2 separate regions of the Mus musculus genome follow, and region 1 is linked to region 2. The links are chromatin loops, found by intact Hi-C in ENCODE. Cell type or tissue: heart. All regions are shown on one strand. Each heading gives the region's core, and the rest is flanking DNA. Links, peaks and the distances in the headings are about the cores only.

Region 1 (10,866 bases), core at 2,961-7,960, 110 kb before region 2:
CCTTGGGCTTCCAGGAGATAGCTCGTGGGTGCCATGTGCTCTCTGGCTGTGCTTCTCACTTGGAGGGAGTTAATTGTGTTGAGACCGTTGCGTCCTACGTGGGTGTTGGAGAAATGAATATATTATTTAAGTAATTGGAGAAAAAATAACAGCCTTGGCCTGAATACTTACCTGGTGTTTAGTGGAGTATGTACAAACCAGTTTAATATGCAAATTATCTTCAGAGATACTTTGTTTCATTGTAAAAGTAGATTATACATCATGGTTGCTGGTAGCAGAGGTGTTGATTGACAAACCCAGAAAAGCTTTTGAATAGTGGATTTTAATAATATTTGAACTAACAAATTATGAAAATACTGTGTATTAACATTAAGACAGACTTTGTGTTGCTACTTGTTGTTGGTTGGTTTTATATTTTATTTTATTTTATTTTATTTTTTTGTCTGCAAATGAAGATGTCCTCCCTTGCAGTTATTATTTTTGAAGGTCTCTTAGTATAAGAGACCAACATTTCAGGTGGCCCTTGCCAGTTCTTTGATAGGAGTGTATTTCTGATACTATTTCTTCAACTTCTTAGTTTCAATTTTTTTTATTCTTTTTAAAAATTTTATTATTTTTATATGCCTTGATGCCTGCATGTGTGTCTGTGTGAGGGTGTTGGGTTCTGGAGTTACAGACAGTTGAGAGCTGCCATCTGGTTCCTGGGAATTGAACCCAGGCCCTCTGGAACAGTAGTCAGTGCTCTTCACCTCTGAGCCATCTCCCCAGACCTCCTAGTTACAACTTGCTAAGAATTCCTTTAAGATGCTTCCTTTTGTTTGGTTTGTCAGTAGTGTGTTTCTGAGGTTGGAGAGGTCATGTCCACAGGAGCTCTGTGGTAATGGAAAGGTGCTGGCAGCTCCTGCAGTCTAGGTATTAGTGGGCTCCTCAAGTGACTGTGCACTTGGGGGCTGCCTCTTCTCCTGACTTCAGCAGTGACTAAGGAGGCAGCAGAGGTCATATGGTGGGCTTGAATTCTACACCATGCATTTATTTTAATCAGTACGGGGTCAGGCACAGCTCCTGCTACTGAGGACTGCAGATGGCATGCGCTTTTACCTCAGCCTTTGTGTGGGGAACAGCTAGGAATCAGACCTGTGTGAGCATTGGTGTGCAGCCTCTTCTTGGGAATGTCATCTTAAAACAGACTAGCAGTGGATCTGGGCTCTAGATACCTTGCTAATTGATTCCGCCCCTTACCCCCCAGTTCTGCAGCAGATTTGGGGACTACTGTAACCATTTAAGGAGTGTACTGTGTCTCCTATTTTTTCGGAGAGACTGGGGCATAGTAGAAATCTGTTTTGTTGATATTTCAGACAATTATAGGTGTACTTACCATTTAAACACCTAAAAACCATTAAGTATGTTTAACATGAGCAGGTAAACAATGAGATGTCCCTTCCAGAATAATAAGCATACATTTAGCTTGTAACTCCATGCTTGCTAGTGCTCTCTAGCTGAGTAATAGTTCTAGTACAGCTCTACCACAAGAATAAGCCTTAAGATCAGATACATTTTATAGTGTGTGGGCCAGGCAGTTACTTTATGTGTGGGTGGGGCCCGTGCACTGTTAACCATTGATTTTTAGAGGGAACTTAAAAGCCTCCATTGTGGTAGTTTATATATTTTTATGTACTTGACCTTGTTTGTGTTTGAACATGTTAGGAAAGTCATGCCAACCCTCTGAAAGTTTCAAAGTCTTGATTAAATTGTGTGTTGCATCGAAGAAAAGCAAAGAACAAGATATCTTAAAAGATAACAGTAATTGTAATAGTGAGAGTGTGCGCCCCTGTGTGTGTGCATGAGTGTGCAAATGTACACACATACTTGTGCTACAGTGTGTGTGTGTAGAAGTCAGAGAACAACCCGTGGGAGTCAGGCATTGAGTCCAGGACTTTACAAAGTGAACATAGACTGTACCACTGAGTTACACCATAGCCTGTGCTGAGTGTTTTAGTGGGTCTTTAATTACTCATCAAAACCAACTTCAGGTAGAATTATCCCCATTTTGCAGCTGAAGAGACTGAGGCTTGAGAGGTTAAGTTCCCTAGAGCCATCCCATTTCAGTTGGTGGTGGAGGAGCTTGAATCCTGATTGGCTAGATTCTAGAGCCTGCTTGTATAGCCTTTTAGCTACTGTGACACCCAGACCAGCTTTACTTGTGTGAAATAAGAAAAGGTTGGAGAAATGCCTCAGATGTTAAGGGCACTGGCTGCTCTTCTAGATGACCTGTGTTGAATTCCCAGCACCCACATCACAGCTTACAACTGTTTGAAATTTCAATTCCAGGGGCATCTGACACCTTTACACAAACATACAAACAGGCAAAACACCAATCAGTGCTCTAAAAAATAAGTAAAGTATTGAAAAAAGAAAAAGAAAAAGGTCCTTTAAAAGTACAAGCGACAATGCTACAACCACATAACTTCTTTTGCTGAATCTTGTCAGCCTAGGTTGTTTCTATCCATACTGCTTATTTGCACTTAATGTTCATAGTCTGTGTCTTTCACCCTTAAGACTCTTTCTCTCCAGCGGAGATGAAAGAACTTGTGGAGACCACACATCCATACCCTGTGGTGGCTGGAAACTTGAACTCTTATGCTAGAAAGACCAGGTATGAATCATAATGGTGGAGATTCTGATACAACCACCCAACCAAAGATGCGGTGAGATGAGTGGACACTCACGCTACCAGAAGCGTGGGATCAGGCCATATGGCCTACTGGGTGAGCAGTTGTTATGTTTATCAGCTGACCTTTAGTTGTTGAACCCATCAACCTGTGTGTCTTATGTTTAGAAAAAAAGTTATATTTATTTATTTTGCATGTGTACACATGTGGCACATGCCACAATGTGCCTGTGGAGCACTGAGGACAGCCTGATCATGTTGGTTCCCTGTTTCCACCGTGCGAGTCCTGGGGACTCAAACAGGTCATCAAGTCTGGCAGCAAATGCCTGTAGTTTCCGAGCAATCTTGCCAGTCCTTGATTTTGTTTTTAATTATAAAGGTTCCCCAGACTCTCATCTTAAATGCAGAGTAGATAAGAATGAGTGGCCTGCAGTGTCGATGGGATCTGCAGTTTTCACTTTTTCTCGGTCTAGACATTTAAAGTTCGTGCTTGTGTGCACTTCCTCCAGCAGAATGGCCAGACGGCAGTGACCCGATCCTGCTGCTCTTGGTTCCTGCAGCCATGACTCCAAAGTCTCTGCTTCTCAAAGTGACAGTGTCAGGGAGTCCTTCGTCCCCTCCTGCTTCACCTGTGCTCTCTGCCTTGCGTTACTGATGTCTTTCTAGACAACGATTTCTTCTTTCTCCTAAACCTGCTGTTCACGTAGCAGATGACATTATTCTTTACGGCTAGTAGCCTGGACAGGGTCACTCCGTTCTGAAGTGTAAAATGTCAGAGTTCATAGGAACGCCAGGTCCTCCAGTCTTAGAACACATGACTTCCTCATTTCCAGACTTCTGATTATTGGGTAAGGAGTGAGCTTGTGGCTGGAGTTGGGGACTTGAATGGCAGCTAGGACATGTGGACAGTTCAATTTCAGGAAAGAGGAGACTTGGTGAAGCTCCCACAGAAGGGTCCTGCCTCTCAGACAGGGACAGGAAAGTGAAAGTTCTTAGAAGAAGACTCACGATCCATACAGCCAGCATTTACTGAGCATGGACTTTGAGCGTTAGCATTTTACAAAGCTGTCTACACAAACAATTCTCACCAGATCCTGAAGTAGGATTAGGGAGAATGCTGAGGTAGGGATAGTAATTGTCATTTTATAGGGTGATGAAAGGTAGCTTTTGAGATTGCTGAATATAATTTTCCAAGTTCACAGTACTTAATGGGTACAGTTGACTGGAGTCCGGACAGGTACACTTGCCAGCCTGTGCCACTGCTGTCTGTAGAGGAAGCTTTGGATGCTCCTATGGGAACCGCCCAGATCTTAGAAGGATTGAGGAACAGGCAGATCTTGTGCACTTGTGCTTTTTAGAATAGTTCCTGGAGAGAATCAGAGACTGCAATTTGCCTATTAATGGACTATAGTCTGTGAGGCCCCTCTCCTCAGATGCCATATCTTATCAGTTGCAGACACTTCAACCTGAAAAGACACAGGCTCATCACGAAACTCCCTCCATGCCAGCCCTGTCTCCATTGCTCAGTCCAGGACACAGTCAGCATTGAATTATTTAGTTTATTGAAGAACTGTTTTTCTTGAAGTTTCTCCCCAGTGTTGATCCAAGTTACAATTCGCTGGGCATCTTTTTCTCACTGCCCTCGGCATCATTGATTCTGATGCTACATGGCTTGCAGTCACAGCATGCCATCATTCTGGTCCCTTGTATGAACATTGACTTGAAATACTTGCAGACTGCTTCTACTAGCACCCAAGACAGACCTCCTCCACAACGTTACACCCAGTCAGAGGCAGTCACTCACCACATGATAACATTCAGTCCCAAAGCGTCGGGTCGCCCAGTGATGCCAGTCATTTTCGTGGAAGTGTACCTTAGGCTGTTCACAAAATGCCATCAACTGAAGAAGCAGCTCTCAAAATTTATCCTGATCATGACGTGACACCTAGCCCTTGCCTAGATGCATACAGAGTGGATTTGTGTACATCTGCAGACCTGTATGTCATGGCATGGTTTTCCTTGCCAGTGTATTTTAAAAGGGAACGATAAAATCTTAAGTGGTGACATTACTTTCCCAAATGGAAATAATGTATCACAGGGCTGGTAGGATGAGAAAGTAAGCCACTTGCCTCCCAACCTAATGGCCTCAGTTCAGCTCCTGAGGACCACATGGTGGGAAGAGAAAGTAGCCGCCTGCAAGTTGTCTTCTCATTTCCACATGTATGCTATGGCATGCAAGCAAAAAGTTAACAAACTCTCATGGTGAATTTCTGGCTATTTTACATTTCTGTGTCTTTCAGGATTGAGTAAACTGGCATAGGCTTGAATACATTGAGTTTCTGGTTAAAACGTTTTTGGTACCTGTAAAATTTTAGTCTTGGCCTAGAGAGATGGCTAAGAGCAATGACTGCTCTTCTAGAGGATCCAGGTTCAATTCCTAGCAACCATGTGGCAGTTCACAGTTGTCAGGGTCCAACACTCTCATACATGTAGGGTAAAACACCAACGTGTGTATTGTAAAAGTAAATAATTTATTACAAAAATACTCTTTGCTTTAGAAGAGTTTATTTACAGAATCCCATTTATCCAGATTACTCTTTGTCCTTACCACTTTCCCACTCAGTTTTTAAAATTAATTTCTTTAGTTTAGGTATATGAGCACTCTATGTGCACATACACCTGCATGCCAGAAGAGGGCATCAGATCCCATTACAGACGGTTGTGAGCTACCATGTGGTTACTGGGAACTGAACTCAGGACCTCTGGAAGAGCAGTCAGTCCAAACCCACTTCTCTACTTATTAAAAAACAAACAAAATTAACCCCCCCCCCCAGATGTAAATAGGGGCTAGAGAGATGGTTTTCCCAGCAGTTAATATCACTAGCTGCTCTTGCAGAGGACCAAGGTTCAGTTTACAGCACATGGGGCCTCACAACTGTCCTTAATTCCAGTTCCAAGGGACCCAGTGCTGCCTTCTGGCTTTGTGGGTACCAAACATGCAGATTGGGTATAAACATGCAGACAAACATGCATATGCAGAGAATGAAAATAAGTCTCTAAGAAACAAAAGCAAGCTTTCTGAGGATAGACTGGGATGCTAAGTCACCGTTAGCTGTGAGTGCCTGGTAGAAAAGGGAGACTGCCCTGTCACTGTCAAATGCATTAATGAGGACAGAACTGGATGCCAGCGGCCATTTCTTGACTTCTGAGCACACTGAGGGGCTTAGCTGTAGTTGAGTTCTGGTGGCCATCTGCTGCTCTGCTTCTTTCAGCTGGGAAGTCTGTACCCTAGCTTTTTGATGACCGTGGTCTTTGATGGTGAAGGAGATGTGGCTAGTCTGTGGAGGAGTTGCAGAAATTCAGGCTTGTTGACACTTTGGAGAGTCGTTGGCATTGTCTGTCTTTCTCCATAGCCCAGGATTTGAGAACTCGCAGATGAGCTGGGGTAACATCATTGGGGTCACCCTTTCTGGATCACAACATAGTACTTAGACCAGTCATACCTTTACCGGTCAGACCTGTAGAGTGAGTGTCTACCGGCCCACTGTTGGATCTGGACATGGGTTTGACTTGTTTCAGGAGGGGAGGAGGTCCTGAGAACAGGTTTCAAGGCGTTTAAAGCAGGAGTTCACATTCTTGTAAAAATTGCCAGTGCGTTTCTCACAGAAAATGCAGCCTCTTCATCTGCAAGCCATCTTTGTGGAATTAAAATGCCCATGTGTTTCTAGAGTCGGAATGGTTATTGCGTTGTTTCTGATGTGCTCCTGACTGCTGTTACCCAGGGTCGGGCTGAGGATCCCGATGGCTGGGAGTCCAGAACCTTCTCCCATGCTGCCTCTGTTCTTATTTCCTTCTCCCCTGTTCCTTCCTGTATGGGGTTGGCCCTGGGCCTTGTCTTGGTATGGTTCAGGTTCACAGTGTTGGCCCTCATTGCTGTCTATAACCCTTAAAGCATGACTAGACTATCATTGGTTTTTTTCCAGTGGGTGAGTCTACTATGGAGACGGAAAGGATTCAGAAAATACAATATAAAAATTGTTACAATGTATTTGGAATGTTATTAATGAGGGACTGTTACATTTTTACATCGATGTGGGTAATTTGTAGCCATTCTTTGGCAAACTAGTCCATGGCCTAATTAAGAGCTTGTTTCAGGAGGAGTTTTGATGTGTATGATAGGTGTGTGCAAAGAGAAATCGGTAAGGGGCATCATCTTTTGGGAGCAGTGTACTCATCATAAGCCAGTGTGATTTCCAAAGGCATACAATGTGTTTAAACAAGAGCTTGTTCAAAGTAGTCGAGTGAGTGTGTGAGTGAGTGAGTGGGTTAGTGCAGGGCTTCGTAGTGTAGTGCTGGTAGATCAAGACGCCAGTGTTCAAGCAGAAGTGAAGCTGTTTCCTTCTGGTCTTAGGTTTACTGACCCATTCTTGTTACTTGTTCTGGAGCTTGGGGAGCAGGCTGTTGGGGTCCTGAGCTTTCCCTCATGCAGCCTATGTTGGCTTTCCTTTTCTTCCTTCCTGTGTGTTTTGTTGTTGGCCCTCTGTAGGTCTGCTTCAGGATCCCAGCTTCAGCTCCTGTTTCCACATGTGACTCCCAAAACCATTATTTCTAGTACCAAAGGTCAGACTCCATCTTTAGTGTTCCAGACTGTCTACAAAGCACCATGACCTCCGCTTCCTTTTTGTAGAACTATAACAAAAGTTTACTCTTCGCTATTCTGGATCTTAGGTCCTGCACACGCCCTGGTTGCCAGGCACAGGAAGCTGCTTAGCTGGGATGTACCACATCTTCAGCACTCCCTGTTTTGTGTGTTGGTGTCTTTGTGCCCCCTCCCCCACTGTGTACTTTTGAGAACATATTTGCCTATCACTATTCTTTGCCCAGGAAGATGGCCTGTTTAGGGGAACCTCCCTTGCTTCTTGCCTGCGCCTGTGGAGGGCATCTCCCTGAATTACACCTGTGTCCTTGTGACCTTGCTCTCTTGGCTGTGGTGTTTTGGAGACGAGCTCTCTCGGTTTCTGTAACCACAGTGAGTAGGATGGCTTCAGCTTTGTGCCTCCAGGAAAGGCTTATGAGGCATCTTCCACGGCTAAGGCTCCAAGTGCTGCTGGGCCAGGGAGTTTTACGCAGAGGTTCCTTATCGGAGAGATTGGGCGGTGGCCCCTGTGTGGCCCTCTTCCAGCTGGTTCAGAATGTGGGTAGGGAAGAAGAGATAAGTTATTGTGGCCCCATTACCACATTCCCGGCGACTATGTAGAATACTGCTAACATTTGCTTTTTTATGGATCACACTAGTGATCCATGGATCGACCATCCATCCCCACCATGTCATATTTTAGCATGGTATTAACAACAATAACAAAAAACCCTAAAACCACTCATGGAATACCTTGGGAGAAGCCAGTTGCTGAAGTTAGCTGATTCTAGGAATTGTGCTGTATACGGAGATGCTAGAGCTGTGGTCCCTTAGCTAATGCCCATAGTGAGAAAAGGAACTTACCTTGTCAGTGGGATTTTAGGAGTGGGCTTCAGAAATCCAGGCCTATCCAAAATTGTTCAAGTGTGAATTTCTGCATAGAGGTCCATGACCCTGTCAGCTTTAAGAAGGACATGAAAGAATCAAGAAACATGGCCATTAAAACCAGGAAAGAACTCTTACGATTTTCAGATTTATATCTTTGAAGAGCCACTGATAGTTTCCGTTTGGGACCTCCAGCAAGATCTTGTTGGCATCTGGAAGCGTGGCTATGCTTGGTGGGAACGGACTTTATGAGCTTCTAGAGTTATGCACAGAGTTGCAGGCTGTTCTTGCTGACCCTTTGGTCTGACTTTACTGTTGTTGCAGGTATGCTATGTAAAATTATGATTGCACTAGGTTTTAGGAGACACTGGAAATGCTTCCCCTTGCTTGGAAGTACAGGCTAATGTGACCATATGGGTGATGGAGACACTGTGTGTGAGAAAGTGCTAGGACTTTGTGTTGTCGAGGCGTGGTCAGCGTGCTAGCAGTGAAGTAATGTGAACAGAGTGGGCTACCATCAGCCAAAGGCCCTGGTAGGAACCTGGTAGCCCACCCAGACAGCCTGCGGGGGCCACGGCAGGGCTTAGTGTCTCGGCACCGTCTCATCAGGGTGGCTTTCTTGGAGCTGTGGCCCTTTGGAGAGGGACACAGCACTGTCCCCCACTTCTGCCCACTTCTCTCAGCCTTCAGTCTCAGAGCCTGCCTCCGGAGGCAGGGAGTGTTGTCCAGGAGAAGGGTAGCAGGTTGGAGAGTAAGGAGAGGGTTGGGTTGTGGTGCAATTGGAGGTTCAGCCTGGGTGAGATTCTCACTGAGGTTACACGATGGAAATGGAGATGAAAGGTTAGTTTGGCAATGTGTGATGTATTGCATTTAGAGAGAGACTAGAGGCAAAAAGTCAGAGGCTGTTGAAATAGCCCAGCCAGGAGGTAGTGGGACTTTGTTAAGGGCGGGGGAAACGGACTGGAGGATGAAGATAGTCAGTCTATGGTGAGTGTTGATGAGGGTAACCTGTGACTCTCAGGGATGGTACCTGAGTATACTCTGAGGGGTCAGGCCCCACCTCAAACAGGAAGGGACCAATCAGAGGGGGAGAAGGGGAGAACTTAATTCATCACTAGGTTACAAAAACTTGCAAATTGTGTGAGTAATTTATGCTAGGCTCCAAGGAACACAGCTTTAAGTATAGCACTTAGGCTCAGCAGGGCCGGGTCACTGGTAGGTTAGAACCTAGCTTGCGCTACATAGCAAAACCCATTCATTCTCAAACCATAACCCCAGCCCCAGATTATTACTGAAAATAACCCTTCTCTTACCAAATTGTGAACACTTAAATGATTACTTTTCCCCAGAGTGTGTTGAGACCTTATTCCTTGCTATTGCCAGAGGCTTAAAACATACAAACATACAAGGCTGTGTGTATCAAGGATGCTTATATATGGCCACGATAGGGTGTCAGCCATCGGCCCTGAGAAGCAGTCTGGAGGCCTGTCAGCTGTTACAAGAGAGCGGTCACACTGAAGTTGGGGATGGTTTAATTTATGCTGTATTATGTTAGAATATCATGTAGACAATGCAGATCACACTTGAGGACAACAGAAGGTTTCAAAGAATAGAACACAAAACAGTATGTTAACTGTGGTTAGATCAGTCATAGGAAAAAACAGAAGACAAATATATCAATTTAAAAGATAGTTTTAAAAAAATGGAGAGTTATAAAGACTGATAGTTTCCTATAGTTAAAAGCTGTGATGCCGGAGTTGAGCAGCTCTGGATTGAATCCATACTGAGCTGTCTACTAGCTGTGGCTTTGAACAAATGACTAACTAGTTCTGCTTATCAGTAGCAAGTTGCACAGCACTTAGGACTCCGTTTCTTCACCTGCACCTGGCGGTGGTGACAGCGCTTCAGCCAAATGGGGATTAATGCAGCAGTGCGTCCGAATACCCTACTCTGCTTTGTGCGCTGTTAGCGCTTAATAAATTAATTGACTTGCAGTAGTTTTTATTTCACTATTTCCTTACCTTTTGTGTTCATGATGTTATACTGAGAGGATTGTAAAATCAGAGAAGACAAATAACACGCTGTATGCAAGGTCATAGTTTTTCACCACTTTTGTGGTATAAACAGGGAATCTTTTGAGTTTTAAGAGTAAATTTAACTAATTATAGCTCCCTCACCCCCAATGCAACTTTGCCTTAAGGTTGTTTGTTTGTTTGTTTGTTTTTCCACCCCTTAGATTGGCTTGCCGGTATTTGAAGTATTTTCCTTACCCAAATAAATTTTCTTCTGTGGCCAGCTGAAATTAGGAGACCTCCCTCCCTTGTCTTCAAAAAAAACAAAAGCAAACATACAGACATAGCCTTTAAATATTTCTATAGATGAGGTCTGAATTTGTATTATTATTATTATTTTTTATATATTTTTTTATTAAGTATTTTCCTCAATTACATTTCTAATGCTATCCCAAAAGTCCCCCATACCCTCCCCCCCACTTCCCTACCCACCCATTCCCATTTTTTTGGCCCTGGCGTTCCCTGAATTTGTATTATTAACTGTGTTTAGTACGCAGGTTTCAAACCCATTTACTGCTGGCTCCTGTGTATCTGCCTAACTTTAACATGTCATGTAAGTATGGTTTTGATACATGGGAGGTGGAGAAATCCCAAGAGACTGACGT
Region 2 (10,866 bases), core at 2,923-7,922:
AGATGTGATATATTCATGATAGAATTTTGATCAATAAGTCAGTGGTATCCCAGATGGTAACTGGTTCAGTGTTAGATTCTCCTGAGGTCTAAAAGTGAGTAGTAGGAATTCGGGTTCTTGTGTATGAAGCTTGCTGCCTTCACTATTTGGACTGACAGAGGTCTCAAAAGTATGCATGACAGTTGTGAGTTATTTCCTTGATAGGTTCCGTGGATGCATGCCAGTCTGGTCCTTTGGGATGGCTGGGAATGTGGCTTGTGCAAGTGACATCTGAATTATCAGGGAGTGGGTCCCATTGGAATAGGCAGCCAGCCCTTAGGGACCAGTTGGGCTTCCTCTTACCTGTAATATATCCTCAGATCTTCCTACCCAAGGCCCAAGGGTCTGTAATATGTGGCCCCCTGCAGAGAACTTCAGCTTGAATACTGCATTCTTCTTGAGTAGAACATCCTGGAAGAAGGTTCTAAGAAGGTAGAATGGTTGAAGATGGTTGTGACCCACCACGTGGGTGCAGGGAATCAAACCTTGGTCCTCCGCAAGAGCAACAAGTGCTCTCAACAACCGTGCTGAATCTTCTCTTAAAAGTTGGTTAAGGAGTTTGGAACTAAGAATGTATAATGAAATTCATTGTATCCTTGAGGTTGTTTTGTCTTAATGTGCTCTTTTGGGACTTTACAACAAAAATATTTGGATAATATTAAGAATTGTTCTCACAGGCCTGATGTAGTGGCACATGCCTTTAGTCCCAGCACTTGCCAGTTTGAGGCCAGCCAAAGTTACCAAAGGAGACCCTGCCTCAAAACAAAAGAATTATTTCCCGTTCTGACTAATGAACTACTGTTTGGGGTGGGATTTCCTCCGGGATTCCCCCCGCCCCCCATTTTCCCTTTTCTTTCCACTCTTTTCCTTGCCTTGTGTCCACTTTCCACCCTGTATTTTAGGTACGGAAAAGCACTTAGCAGTTCAGGCCAAGCTCCGTGCTTCCATCTAATTGTCTCAGTAACAGTTCTGCATTCAACAGCCAAAGTCAGGCGGCCACAGAAACTGCCTAGAAAGCTGTCTTCCTGGTGCCTGCTACAGGAAGTGATGACGCAGGCTGCGTGTTTGTTACACTTCTTCCTGTGGTGCATCTGTGAGGGGCTTGAGGGAAAAGTTCCAATGCTCTGGTTGCTCATCAAGAGTTAATGACATGTTAACTCTAACTGACTCTTTCACAAGGTGCGGCCACAGCAAGGCCACATTTTCATTTTCTCCTCAGGACACACTGATTTTAACCAAAAGTATCTTTATAAAGCAGGTTAAATGGAATCGTTCTCAGGCTATGAGGTACCGTCCTGAGGCCGTGTGGGTCTTGCCCCAAGAGATCACAGTGTCTGTCATGTCTTCTTCATTTGTATGATGAATATTTTACGTCCTCCCATCTTAATGCTGGCCTGCACAATTGATGAATCTTTAAGAAGCAGCAGTTCGTAATTCTTAGAAAAATGTTTGTGTCCTGTATTCCTCGGTGGCGTCATTATCCTTTCATTATTTATTCCTATTTTTTGCTCTCTATTTCTTTAAAAAGAAATTTATTTCTTTAAAAAGGATTTTCTTTTAGGGCTGAAATTACAGTGTTCTACCCCTACCCCCACTCATTCTCTCTCTTCATTCAGAGAGAACCTTATACCTAGTAACACTTTTTATTTCTTCAGGTTGTCCCTGTTAGCGGAAGCACACACAGGTAGCTTCTCCAGGAGTATTTCTGGAGCGGTAGAGAAGTAAAGCGCTATGCATTGCGCCTAAGCAGCAGATTCTCTTCCTCTTCAGAGGGCTCTTGATCGTCTGCCCATCCAGATAGAGAAACAGTTTGCATTTGTCTTAAGTAGAGTCATAAGTGACTTTTGCAGTCACGTGATTTGCTTTCATTCATCAATTTACCATGGACAGATTTCCAAATATATCACGTAGCTTACCGGAAGTGGCGCTGGTAGGTCATAGGCTTCACACATCTATGTCGTCCTGCACAGGCTGTGCCGGGTTGTGCTTGACCACAAACATGAACATTCGCCAGCAGTCGTACTGACTACCAGGCTTTGACATTTGCAGCAGCATGGTAAAAAGTTGTATTAAAACTAGAACTGCCAGGCAGAGTGGCACACAACTTTAATCCAAGCATTTGGGAGACAGAGACAGGCAGACCTCTTGGGGGTTGGAGCCTAGCTTGGTTGTGAATTTCAGGCCAGCCCTGGCTACATAGTGAGAATCTGTCCCCAGATAAACAAACAAACAACGCCACCCTACTTACCAAAGCTACTCATTATGAGATGTGCGTGTGGTTCCCACTTCTCCCTCCTTCTCCAGGACTAGGAATTGACCTGGGGCTCTGTGCATTCTTCGTAAGTGCTTAGCACTGAGGCGGACATCTCCAGCCCCGAACTGTTTCTTTCAGGCCCCAGAGTAAAGTGCATTGGAATACCTTGAGAAATAACAATATAACAATGTTTGTATTAACCTTTATAGCCTGTAGATTATTTTCTAATGCACTGTTGTTGGTGGGCTCTCTACATTATACTTTTCAGTCATAGAGAAATAAGAGCAGAGTGTGCTAGACTGCCATAGGTCCACTGTGCACCTCCGGTATTGCCACTGCCCGCAATGGAGATGGCCAAGTGAGGGACAAGGTTTGCTGTACCCGTGTGTTCTTGTTGAAGGGACTGCTGTTTGGAGCAGCAGCATTACAAGGTCCTAGGACCCCATATCTCCAGATAATTGCTGTGGTTGTCACAATGTCTTTTCACTCGGCATTCTAGATGAAAATTGCCAGTTTTCCTTTAAGATTTAGAAAAGGAAAGGAGGAAGGAAAGCAGTCTTACTACTGTGTACCGTGTTACAGAGCCCCAAAGCCTGCCCTTTAACACTCACACTGTTGGGCTTCTGTTGTAGAAGAGGCGGTCCAGCAGGCAGGTGAAGAGGAAGCGATACACTGAAGATTTGGAGTTCAAGATTTCTGATGAGGAGGCAGATGATGCAGATGCTGCTGGAAGAGACTCCCCATCCAACACCTCGCAGTCAGAGCAGCAGGTCGGCAGCCAGGCTTGCGCCGTTTCATGTGTGCTTTCAGGGTGGACTGGGAACTTATGCCTGGAAGCCAAGCAGTTCAGTGGCAGAGGTGGACTTGGGGCAGGGGAATGTTCTGCTGATGTTGGCTGACGTGTCGTGGGAAATTCATTGTTCAGTAGTATCTTAAAAAGCCCTACTTGCTCAAATTCATTTTTATACAAGGCAATGATATGTAATGTGCCAGAGGTTTGGAGAATTAAATGTCTCTGCTGAGGAAGAGTCTGAGCTAGACTATGAACCTCTGAGAATTCAGTGCTGTAGCTCCCGGAACCATAATAAACCACTCGAGCTCATCTCCTGCTGCTTGGCACCGTCAGAACCCCTTTATAAAATTACTGCCTTGGAGTACCCAGCAGGGCACACTGTATTTTCTGTGCAATGTAAATGATGGATAAAATAGTTTGTATGTAGCTCGGGCAGTAACAGAATTGATTATTGCAAAGATTTTATTTATTCTTTTTTTTTTGCTCTTACTGTACTTTAGTTAACAAACTGGCTGCCAGTTGAAAGGCCCTATTAAATGCAGCTTGGTGTTTAGCTGGCAATCGGATCTCTATTAAATTGTTGTACACAGCCTCCATAGGACAGAGCTGCCTACAGTAGCAGGGCAGAGGGAGCATTCAGTCCGTGAATATCGGTGCAGGGAAGTTGCTCCTGACCGGCTGTCGCGCACAGGTTACTTTTCCTTAGCAGCCAGGGAGGATGCGTTGTGGCTTGAGGGACTGTGCTTCTCTCCGTAATTAACCACACAGTCAGGAAGTCATAAGCACAGCCCTTCCTTTGCCTTGCTGTATGTAGTGTGAGGTTTTTCTTGTTTTTAGTAATTTTTCCCACTGTTAACTTTGGGCCCTGTGGTTGAAAGGGCAGGAGGCATGGGCAGAGGGGAGTGGTGCTTTCCCACTCGCGCTTGCAGCACAGGTCAGATGGCTTGCCAGTGGGATCGGCTGATACCACTTTCTCTTTTTCAGGAATCTGTTGATGCAGAAGGCCCAGTGGTGGAGAAGATTATGAGCAGCCGCCTAGTGAAAAAGCAGGTGAGCGGCGCCCTGTGCAAAGATGAGGATCCCATGGGGTGATCGTCCAGGTGGTTTGCTGCATACTGCCCTGTTAAGATGCCACTATGGCGCGGGGTATGGTGGTGGGTGCGGAGGATCAGGAGTTCCAGGTCAGCTGTTTCTTCATGTGACCATGTCTCAAAAAAGTAACAGCAAAAAGACAAACAAATAAAACTAAAGAAAAGCCCAATGGCTACATTATCATAAGATGAAGTGTCTGTCGGGTGATACTTCGCATCCCCTTGGTGATTGATTGCTCTGGAATGAAATCAAAACTCCATTAAGCAATGACCTTAAGATGTATCAACCTTTGTAACCCTATTTGGAGAAGTCAAGAAACTCAAAAGAAATGTTTAAGACTTCCAGAGGTACAGACAACCTTTTCCATAGAAAATGCTCCCAAGAAGACCTTGCTCGGGAGCTCCCAATGCCCTCATCAGGCTCGGTCTGTTACTGGGGCAAGCAGACGTTGTATCACGCTGCTTACAACTTTTTGCATAAATAACTTAATATGTTGAAAGTATCTTTATTACCGATACAGTTCATATTGATAAGCAAAAGTGCCTGCCAGTGGCAGCAGGTAAGCTCGTGGCCCAGGCGCGTTAGAAAGAAGAACTCCATTATGTTCTCTAAGCACTGGGAATTCTCTGCTCCGAGTCAGTTGCCTTCCTGCCCAGATTGGGAAATGCTGAGCTTGTATCTCCAGAAAGTAGGTACTGTGGATATACGTCAGCCAGGCAAGCCTGAGTAGTTCTTCATAGCTTTTGAAATGTAGAGCAAATGTGATTTCTTTTAGTAAAATGAATGCAAGGTATAGTTTCCCAGTGGCCAAGAGAATCATGGAACTTAGATGCTGTCCTAAAGTTTATCAACTATCAGACAAGGGAAAATAAAGACAGACAGACAGACAGACAGACAGACAAGCACGCTACCAGCAACAAAATACTGGTGAGCACAGGCACTTAACACAATTGTTTCTGTTAATGTATCATCGGTTGGGGCTGAAGAGGTGACTGAGAAGTCAGGAGCACTTCCTGCTTCCAGAGGACATGAGTTCAGTTCCCAGCACCCTTTTTGAATGTTTCAAAATGACCTGTAACGTAACGCCAACTCCAAATGATCCAATGCCCTCTCTTGACCTGCAGTCATATATGTGCACGCACACATACATAAAAATAGAACTTGTATTTTTTAAACTGAGAGCTTATTGAGATACCCCTGCACCAACAGTAGGCTTGCATGTCCCTCTTTTCTCACATACTCAGGATTTGCACACTTATTACCATATACACTACATGCTCCTATAAAAACTATCCGGAGCAACAAGTCAACGTACTTCAAATCGGGTGTTGAGGTGGAGTGTGGAGGATGCAGTTGGTAACTGAGTTTGTAGCTTCATGCCCTAATGGATCAAATGATAAAAACCAAGGCAGGTTTGTCACGTGTTGGAACAGACACGAGCACTACTTAGCTCGTTACAAAGGCTGCCTTTTCCTAATGTCTCTAGAACTGTTAGTTTGTGAGTACAGATATATGGTAAAATGTAAATAGTTGGCATGCTTCAAAGAGTGGTCCCCTTCACTGGACTGGCGCTACTTGAGGAAGATAGCTGTGTTCTTGGAATGGGATGCACTCATGTCTGTTGAACTTGTAGTACTTCGGCAGGCATACTTAGCAGGCTTAGAGCTGAGATTATAATTAACTCTATTCTCCATAGCTAGTGAGATTGTACCTGATGCGGACATGGCTTTTCTTTCTGTTTTGCCTGCTTCAAAGAACTTAGTTTTTCCCCCTCTGCCCACCTTTACTGGCAGGTACCTATGGATTACAAATTGATATTACAGCCCCGTGTGGCTCGCTGTAAGGCATTAGATGTCATTGCAGATGTATATGAAGATGGAACATTTATTGAAATGGCTCTCAACCTCCCTAATTCGTGACCCTTTAACACAGCTCCTTATGTTATGGTGACCCCCCCCACCAGAAAATTTTTTTCATTACTACTTATAACTGTAATCTTGTTACTGTTATGAATTGAAATGTAAATATCTGATAAGCAGGGTGTCTGATACGTGACCCCTGCAAGAAGGTTGTTCAAGCCTCAAAGGGGTCATGACCTGGGTTGAGAACCACTGATTTATTGGCTTGGTGAATGTGGGAATGGAGAAAATTGGTAGGAAAAGTTCTCTGGAAGACAGGAACTGTCTGAATGTAAGGATTGTAGAGAGCCCACAGATGCTCATCCGCTGCCGCCGCTCAGAGGCTGCTAAAACTCCATCAGAAGAGACAGACCATTAACAGCCACTAACTTTTTAAACTGCAAATGTTCTCAACATTCGTTGCTTTAATTTATAATTGCTATAAGTTTATCATTTTAAAAAATGATAACAGGGGACAATATTGCACGTGGAAAGAAAAAGAAATTTGATATTTTCCTGTGGACTCTAGCTGTGCTTCCTCTTACTATGAATAATTTAAGAATTGTCTCCCAGGGAGAGCCACCTCAGCTTCACACACCATGACAGTGGGCGTGGCTTGGCATTTAAATATTGTCCTAAACACAAGTTAATGTCCCCAAGACCCAGGAGAGGGGTCTTGTATATGAACATTGAGGTATGTTTGAATGTGTGTGTAGATATTTAGAGTGCATAGGTGTTTTGTTTTCCATATTTAGTTATAGCACTTCCTATATGCCATCTATCTATAGAAAATAATCCAAGCCCTTTTCCTTTTAGAATCATAAGGTCAGAAGTTATCTTAGAGTCAGAATCTGGGTGTACTATATACACAGGAGAGATACTATCCCCTAACATTTATTTTTCTTTATTTAACATATGTTTTCTCCATAAGGAGTTATATTAGATTCCAGGATAATTGAACATAACAATAAAAAATAGAACATTTTATAAAGTTAAAGTCTTAACTATAGTCTCCAGAATATCTTTATTTTCTCACTCAGTACTCTGTAACTCACTATCTCTGTTTGAGTATGAAATATATTAGACCAGAAGCAGTTTATTATTCTTCTCTGTATACTTTTTCATTTTTTGTTCATTATTTGTATAGTTTTGAGTAGAAGAGCTGTCTAATTTAGCAAGGCTATTCTTTCCTTGAGGGTGCAGGTTATCATGTGCTAACGGCTGTTTCAGGCCACGTTAGAGAACTAGGCTTGGCTCCTTGGTCACATGAACAGTGAGACAAATATGTTAATATAGCCAAAACATCAGGTTTCCTGTAACCTGTTATGATTCCTTTACATTCATTCCTGGGGAAGGAAAAGAATACCCATTTTCAAATGTCTATTGAACTCATGAAAATACTCAGAGCACTGTCAGGTTAGACAGTAGCTGGCCAAGGAGTGATCTCAGTGTTTGTGTGTGTGCGTATGTGAAGCTGTGCGTTATCACCCTATCATTCATTGAGTCTGCAGAGTATGGAAGTTTCTGCACACTGGTACTGTGGGCTGCTGGAGGATGGACAAAGGAGATGTCTTTAGTGAATTCTTGTAGAGAGTCATGACTCAGCATTCTCTCCGGGAAGCATGTGCACACTTACGTGAAATGTAGTTAGCAGCTGGAGTTGAAGCTCCACAGAAGAACATGGCCATGTTTTATGTGTAGCCAGTTAAACAGAAGACAGCAAACAAAATTTTTGTTTACTTGGGGACATGGCACACGCCTTTAATCCCAGCACTCAGGAGGCAGAGGCAGGTGGATTTCTGAGTTCGAGGCCGGCCTGCTCTACAAAGTGAGTTCCAGGACAGGACAGGAGGGCTATACAGAGAAACTCTGTCTCAAAAAAAAAAAAAAAAAAAAGCAAAGCTGTGTTATGGTTAGGACCTTTCATAAGCCCACTAGAGTAAAATGAGATGTTCGTACGTATTGGCCATATTCTAGAATATCTAGGCTTTGCACTGGTGAGAAGCAGTTTAAAATGCACATTTAATTGAAACTGATAAAAGGTTGGAGGGAATTCTAAAAGGTCTTTAACTGTGGTTTGAGTGTTATGTATGGAAGCCAGCCGGAGTGCCCTTATAAGACATGTGCCCTCTGTCATCCTCCACGCTGGCTCTCCTGTTTGGCCCCAACCATGTTCCTGTTCACCCTCATTTTCTTCAAAGATCTATGAGACCACCCAGCACCCATGTGTGAGCCTCCAGGCAAGCTCACCAGCTCTCGTAGGAGCAGAAAAGAACTTCCTGACACGTGGGTAAAGGCTGTTTATGGTTTACATCTTTGCTTTATCTGCTCAAACATTGTAAGAAAATGACATATTATGAATCCTTTCACACTCCAAAAGCAAAAGCCAAAAGGAAAAGAGAGGTTCTAAACCATAGCATTGATGTTGTCTTCGGTACTTTCTGGAAGCACTCTGACCACCGAAAGCTCTTGACTCGGCGGACATGCATCGCAATTTTAACCCACCGAAATGTGGGATTGGAAGTGTTAATTTTATTTGGCTGCCATGTGTGTGAGACATCTTGTCTGAAAGACTTTAATTGTTCCACTGAGTAAAACTCAAACCATGAGTAGTGATGCCCCGAGTCCCACCATAAGAGCAAGGTTTCCTTTTATATGGTTTCTTGTTTAGAGTTATTAACTATATGGAGAAATAAATGTCTTTTAAATATTTTAAAACATTACAAAACCCACAATGTAAAGTTGCCATGAGGCAGCCAAAAATAATACATATGGCATTCAGGAGAGCAGTTGCTAATTGGCTGCTGCCTGAGAAAATGGTACACTTGGCGTCTACTTAACACTGCGGGTTTGGCAGCCAGCCAGGCTTGGGGTCAGGTTGTTGTGAATGAAGCTGCATGTGGTTAGGGAGGGGTTAAAATGATTCATGCCATACAATCACAAGCGCGTTGAGTGGAGCAGCGTGCATGTGCCTGAGTACGTCAGTCCCCACGGCACAGGCTGCCCAGGCTTCCTGTGCGCTCCTCTTTCCAGTCAGGCCACCTCAGGCATTGTGTCCCCCTGTGGGAGTATGTGGCTGCCTTTGAAATCGTCGGTATATGATTTTAACGTGTGTACCTCAATCTTCTTTCATTGCAGAAGGAATCTGGCGAGGAGGTAGAAGTTGAGGAATTTTATGTGAAGTACAAAAACTTGTAAGTAAATTGTTCCTCCTTTCAGCGGGGAAGGGTAGACCTGGAGTACAGGACTCTTTAAGAATTGTGAACATGGAGAGTTTGGTATGGTTTCTTTGCTGCCTCAGAAAGGCTGTTTCCTCCTAACTTTGTTATTTGTAGTACTTTGCACATGCTTTTCTAGAAAATATTTAGTGTGTAGAAGTTGACTAATTTTCTTATATAAGCAAGAAGCTCATCATAGATAGAAACATCTGATGTGATCATAGTGAAATAAAGTAGAAGTTGACTGTCCCCCAAAGAGTGGCTCTTGCTCTTCATGGTTGCGCCTCTCCCTGCATCTGTGATGAGAACTCTGTAGCCCCTCAGAGGCCCCGAGGCCCAGGATGCTCTCGGGCTTTGATGCAGTGAGCTCTGGCTTTATGTGCATTGCTTTCCAATATTTGTTTAGTGGGTTTAGTTTAGTTTAGTTTAGTTTTAATCTGAATGGAGAAACACAGCTGCCTTGAGCTGTGTCATGGGATCTGTGTGCTCACTTTGGCAAGTCAGTGTGGTTTTCAGGATTGGTCACTACCCTCCCGAAGAAGACAGAGGCCCTTCCTAACCAGACACACAGCTAAGGACAGACACCTTTGCTGACCACAGATCTGTTCTCTCTGCTTTGCTCCTCTGAAGAAGACATATGTAAAGCCCGGGTGAATCAGTCCTGGGTTTTAAAGGATGATTTTTAGGAGTTGTTGTGAAAACAGCCTAAGAAAGTACATTGCCCCAGGAAAATGTCACCACCGAGTGCCATGTTTCTCTGCTTTTGTCCCTTTGGTCTGCATTGTGTAAATACAGGGTCACTCTTCTGAGGAGGTAAGCAAAACATTAAGTAAAAAGTCTCTCTCAGTCTTACTGTGAGAGTCAGTGAAATGAAGTCTGGCAGTATAAAATAAAATGCACAATAAATGTTAGCTGCCATCAGTATTGTGTCCTCATGGTGAGTTTATGTCTAAGCACATCGTTCATATGAGGTGATTTCCTGTGGGGAATCCTTAACGAGAGAAGCTGAATAGGCAAAGAGGGGGTAACCTAAATGAGTTGCAGGGGGATTTCCCTTGGGTGTGTCAAGTCAGATGGAGGACTGAGGGTTAAGTGTTGATTGACATGTAATTGCACCAATAGATGACAGGCATCAGAGACAGAGTGGGTGGGACCCAAGGGTTGCCATCCATTCACCTGTGGGAAGCTCCAAAGACAGTGTAGGACCCTGTACCAGGGACTGCTGCCAAGCCAGAAGACTTATCAAACAGGCAACAAGAAGTTTAAGGGAGGACTAAGCTGGTTTCCTGTGCACTATTATGGAGATGAAAGAGAAATTAAGCTTTCAATAGAAGTTTTTATTAACTTGTTTTGATGCTAACTCAGATTTGTAAGAACGTTGCAAAAATTGTAGGGTGGATTTTTTTTATTGTGATTAATCTATATCTGAAATACTTGGAGATTGTTAAATATGGTAATGTTTGCTAAGTTGGTGGAATACTTGGGCCTTTATTCTCTGCCCTGGCTAATTCATAGTCAGGGGGGTTCATTTTATTGAGATTTGAATTCTTCTCTCTGGTAGTAGTATTTATT

The links. A loop is a pair of places that touch in the nucleus more often than their neighbours do. Peaks named below come from ENCODE experiments on the same cell type or tissue, not always from the same donor. Only the 100,000 strongest peaks of a DNase experiment are listed, where the experiment ranks them.
Region 1: a loop joins it to region 2, with 1.8 times the contacts of the local background. A loop is called at or near these places in 6 of 42 quality-filtered maps.

The regions. Positions count from the first base shown.
Region 1 is chr4:8,696,907-8,707,772 of GRCm38, forward strand. The region is part of intron 1 of Chd7 (chromodomain helicase DNA binding protein 7); the gene reads left to right. Among named protein-coding and RNA genes, the nearest start is that of Chd7, 12 kb to the left of the region's middle. In heart, for the core only: a CTCF peak has its summit at 5,361 (motif pointing right); no DNase peak of the experiment used is centred there; H3K4me3 peaks cover 309 bases; H3K27ac peaks cover 2,350 bases.
Region 2 is chr4:8,802,226-8,813,091 of GRCm38, forward strand. It overlaps Chd7 (chromodomain helicase DNA binding protein 7), which reads left to right. Exons shown (of 38, transcript NM_001277149.1): 5 at 2,926-3,063; 6 at 4,071-4,136; 7 at 9,215-9,270. Among named protein-coding and RNA genes, the nearest start is that of Gm46841, 90 kb to the left of the region's middle. In heart, for the core only: no CTCF peak of the experiment used is centred there; no DNase peak of the experiment used is centred there.